2 separate regions of the Homo sapiens genome follow, and region 1 is linked to region 2. A link is an interaction called in ENCODE POLR2A ChIA-PET data of the cell type or tissue named here. Cell type or tissue: Panc1. All regions are shown on one strand. Region 1 overlaps RACGAP1 (Rac GTPase activating protein 1). Region 2 overlaps AQP2 (aquaporin 2).

The links. Peaks named below come from ENCODE experiments on the same cell type or tissue, not always from the same donor. Only the 100,000 strongest peaks of a DNase experiment are listed, where the experiment ranks them.
Region 1: POLR2A ChIA-PET joins it to region 2 with 5 read pairs; 5 of 35 experiments call an interaction of 5 or more read pairs at or near these places.

The regions. Positions count from the first base shown.
Region 1 is chr12:50,019,775-50,022,274 of GRCh38, forward strand. The region is part of intron 1 of RACGAP1 (Rac GTPase activating protein 1); the gene reads right to left. Among named protein-coding and RNA genes, the nearest start is that of RACGAP1, 4.5 kb to the right of the region's middle. In Panc1, no CTCF peak of the experiment used is centred here; no DNase peak of the experiment used is centred here; H3K27ac peaks cover 806 bases.
Region 2 is chr12:49,957,717-49,960,216 of GRCh38, forward strand. It overlaps AQP2 (aquaporin 2), which reads left to right. Exons shown (of 4, transcript NM_000486.6): 4 at 1-1,162. All of the region lies in intron 1 of AQP5-AS1 (AQP5 and AQP2 antisense RNA 2), which reads right to left. Among named protein-coding and RNA genes, the nearest start is that of AQP5, 2.9 kb to the right of the region's middle. In Panc1, no CTCF peak of the experiment used is centred here; no DNase peak of the experiment used is centred here; H3K27ac peaks cover 2,243 bases.

The sequences.
Region 1 (2,500 bases), 62 kb after region 2:
CTTCAGTAAATCACTTAAATTCCATGACTCATCTATAAAGTGAAAACAATAACACTTGCTCTATTTACCTCATAGAATATTACAAAAATTTTAAAATGTATAAGTTTACAATCTCACTACCAAAATATAAGGTATCTTTTAGTTGGTATGAAGTGAGTTTCTTTTGTTTAGGTTTGGTTTTGGTCTGATAGTTGTTACTTCCATCCTAAAACAGTGATTCTCAAATCTAGGTGTTTTCCCCCCTAGGCTGTCTCCAAATAAGGATATCAGTAAATTCAGAATTTTAGACCATTTTTAAAAATAATACTATACAATTAGAAAGAAAAGAATCCAGTATTTACTAGGTGCTTTGAAATGATTCGGGCACTAAACTAGACACTTCACGTACACTTTTTCTTTAAGTGAATTTGACTTTTTTTCTGAGACGGTGTCTTGCTCTGTCACCCAGGCTGGAGTGCAGTAGCACCATCTCGGTTCACCGCAACTTCCATTTTCAGGGTTCGAGTGATTCTCCTGCCTCAGCCTCCCGAGTAGCTGGGATTACAGGTGCCCACCACCAGGCCCAGCTAATTTTTTTTTTTGTATTTTTAGTAGAGATGGAGTTTCACCAAGTTGGTCAGGCTGGTCTCGAACTCCTGACCTCTAGCAATCTGCTTGCCTCGGCCTCCCAAAGTGCTGGGATTACAGGCGTGAGCCACCATGCCTGGCCTCACTAACTTAATTATCTCCATTTTACAGACAATGGGCAACTAAGTCCAGAAACCTTAAATTAACCAATAAATGTCGAGTTCTCATTGAAACCCAGGTCTGAGTCCAAAATCTATATTCTCTCCAACCCAACACATTGAAGAGATAAGTTACAAAAATATCAATTAGACCATATATGTTGCAGACCTACTCAGAGACCTCCTGCAAACCATAACATGTCATACAAACAGCAACACATATAAAACACAAATTATAGCTGGAACCCAGACCAAGAAGAATCAAGGAAACAGCAAAATTTGGCCAGGTCTAGGCTTTTAAACAAGCTGTTCTAGATGAGGTTTGCTGCTTCTGAAGAGTTATTTTTTCCTCTAACATAGATTTACTTAGGGTAATCCAAAAATGGCACTAGCAGAATATAATCCTCTTCTCTTTATATGCTAGGGGACCATATATTTTTATTAACATTCTACAGAAGTGACTCTCAGGAATTATTTATAGATGACAAAAATATCTTTCTATATCAGTACTAACTCTGATATCTCAGCCAAATTGTAACTCAAAAAGCTAAAATTTACTCACCCTATTCAACGTCAATTGAAAATAGTTGTAATTTTCCTGCTGGGTCACATTTTCACCCTCATGAATACTTGTTTATTTCCCCCCATGTATTATTTAGTCCATAGCTAGGAGATACACTAATGTGAAAGGAAACAAAAACAAAGTCATATTGTAGTACATTGCTTTTGCAGCTGTAAAACAGCTGTCACTTTCCACAACAGAGACTGCTGCCTTTTCGGGAAAGCTGAAACGATCCCTGCGTGCAGCAAGAAACTCAGTTTGTGGAGCACTTTAAACCAAAAGGTGCTAGAGAATCTCAGCTGTTATTGATGGGGAACCCCAGAGGTGGAGAAGTCAGTATGTTACAGATTCCCAATCTGTGAGTATCCCTAAGGGAGCAATCTGGAAACACCATGAAAGAGTCTCAGCTGGATGTGATTGCTTTGAGCCCCCAATTTAATTTCAATCACCCAGCCAAGAGGTAGATATCATCCTTCAGAAAAACAGACTATTACAGATCTTACTGCAGGGTATCCTGGGAAAAGTCTCTATCCTCTTCTTCCTCCTCCTTCAAACAACATTATTAAGAGACCTATATATCAGGTTTTTTAGATGCATCAAGGGTGTTAAATACTTTAAGACAAAGCAATGAAAGGTTGCTGGAGTTTTTCAGGAAAGTGTTTTAATGAAAAACTTTCCCACAAACATTGCTAAATCTGGAGATTTCCAAGAAATCAACAATATAGATTCCCTGCTGTCAAGGAAAACCATTCTCAAAGATAATCTCAGTACTTTAAGATCCTTTCATAGGAACACATTTGAGGACAATGTGAGGACAATTCTTTTCCTGAAATGTCCAGCTTCTGCTTCACTGTATCGAAAGTCTCTAATACAACTGGCGGACAGAAGGATTATCTTGAAACCAAATGTTCTTTATAAGCAAATCACTTGCAGAGAGTAAACAAAATGTTCTCAATCCAACATGAAGACTAAAATAAGGAAGGGAAGATTTGAATTGTGATTTTTCAGAAAATTACTAGAAGTTCAGCATACTGAATACCTCTTTTTTTCCCTGTGAATTCTTCCTATTCTGGTCTTCCATCCTTCAAGGTCTAGAATAAGTCTCACCAATTCACTGAAGCCTTCCCTAACCATTTCAGTCCAAAATGATTTCCTTTATTATCTATAACATTCATTTAGCAGATACAAAAATACTGTTTATTATTAATCTTCT
Region 2 (2,500 bases):
AGGGTGGAGTCAGAAACCAAAGTGACCTCCAGAGCTGTCCTCCTGGCACCTGAGTGTCCTTGCTCTAGAGGTTCAAAGGCAGCAAGGCAGTGAGCTATGAGCCCAGCATGGATGTGTCTCAGGCACCTCATCCCCACCCCACCTCACCCCAACAAACTCCTCTAGAAGAAGCCAAGAATTTCTCTCTATGTCTGTTTCACTTTTTGGATTGCATCTCCCCAAAAACTAAATGTGAAATCCCTACCATTTCTAGCCTCTATTGCCCAGATTGGAGTCAGAGGTCAAAAAAGGATTCCAAGTGATGGAACTCCAGGGGTGGAGGGAAATTGGCAGTTCCTGGCATCTCTTGTGTACCAGCTGCTGTGCTGGGTGCCTTGCATGCACGGACTTATCTGATCTTCCTCAAACTTCAGATAGGTTAGGGAAGGACAAAGGCCCCCAGCCATGAAGGGTTTTGCTATTTCCAAAGCTTCCCCTTATCGTCCCCTGTGATTATCTCCCAACCCCGTGACAAAGGTAGAGCAAATATTGTTCTTCCCATTTTACAGATTCAGAAACCAAGGCTAAGGGACTGGTCTAAAGTCTCACAGGTAGTATATGGTGGAGCCAACACTTGAACTCAGACCTTTTTACACAAAATCCCATGATTTTTCCACTGAGACAAATCCTAGGCTCCTGGGAGGCCCTGGCAGAAGCCAGAACACATGGCTGGGCCTTTCCAGCCCAACCCACTGTCTTGCAGTGGACGGAGAGCCTTGGCGAGGGCAGCAGGGTAGAGAGGACAAAGAATGTGGGGCTGGTTTCTGCCCTTTAAGAGCACCCGGTCAGTCAGAGAACAGAGATCACACACACCAAACCAGACAGAGGCAGGGCAGCATGGAGACAGGTAGACAGACCTCCAGGTCCCTAAGCTGGGGACAGAGAAGGTTCTGAGCTGTCCCATACTCCCACTTTGTGCCAAATGACTTTGCACCTGCAAATGGTGCTTCAATGTCGTTTTGTATCTTTAAGCTGTGATGTTGTATATATACAATGCCTCCCAGCTAGACTGTAAGCCCTTTGGGGACAAGGGCTGCTTCCAGTTCTTGGATGGCGTTCTCCTATCTACCTTCCTTCAACTGCTCTGCATATAATAAGCACTCAATAAATGCTCATTTGCCAATAAGTACTGTTTCTTCCACAACTTGGCAGTGGTAATAGAAATACAGCCCAAGGTACCAGAAGACAGGCGGAGCTCCCTACCACTTCTACCCCAGCCCTCAACTTCTCCCAGGGAACTCAGAAGTCCCCATATCAGGAGAGGAGGGGAAGGGCTCTCCCTAAGACATTCAAATTCCCCCTGCCACAAATGGGGAGACCCATCACTCAGCTCACAAAGGTCCCGGGCATTCCTCTGGAGCTGCCAGGGCAGGGCCTGAGTGCTTGGGCAAAGAGAATTCCGAGACATAATGGGAGTTTACTGTGATGACTTGAGGACAGAGGGACTCTAGTGGTTAGAGAGATGGAAGAGCCTAAGACACAGGCCCTAGGAAACAGAATCAGCTGCCCTGTGTGAGTAACCTTGACAGATGAAATCTCCTTCTTTGGCCTCACCAGGCCCACTCCTGATGACCAAGTCTATGTGGCGACCTGTGGTTCCCATCTCAGGTCACTGTGTGACCCTAGGCAAGTGACCTCTGAGTCTGGGTTTCTTCATGGGTAGCTTGGAATCAAATCACACAGTGGAGGCCAATTATAATCTCTAACTTTGTAGATTATATTCTGAATCTCTAAAATGGCAAGAACAAGGTCTTGGCCTTTATAGTCCCTCATTAGTTCAAATCTTCAGGTCGGAGCTTCCCCTGGCAGCCAAGCCTCTTGTGAGCACTTGTGAATCCTTTCATTCTGAGATGCTGGAGTTTGAGACCTGTGGACTATGAAGACAGTGCCTGGGGAGAGAGGATGAGAAAGCAAGTGAAAGGGTGCGAACTGGAGGCAAGTTCAGCAGCAAAGGAGCCTGGCCCCCAATGGCCTCTGGGGTCATCAGGGTCATTGTCCAGCCCAAGTCCCAGGCCCAGAAGAAAATCCTGCGTACAACTGGCATGTACAGCTGGCATGATTGGCTGGGGACAAAGCGCTGGGACCCATGGAAGAAAGGACAGACTGACCTCCGGCCTTAAGAGGAGAGACCTGGGGGAGGAGCTGCTCCAGCAGGAAATGCCAGAGCTGGGCAGGAACAATAGCGGGGTTTCTTTAGCCCTTGTTTTCTTTGGCATCTTAGCTGCCACAGAGCCCAGAGCCCGCTCCTCCAAGTCCTTAGCATTCCTGCAGGCTCCTCCCCTCAGCCCTGCCTGACAAACTGACAGAGGAGGCACCTGTTCTCTACTTCCTCTGCACCCTCCCGCTGGACTCTTCCCCCTAGCTTAGCACCACACTAAACCCTCAAGGGGCTTTTAAAATTAACAGTCACAACGTAAGGAGACTTTACTGAGCCTTACTCTGTGCCAGGCACTGTGCTAAG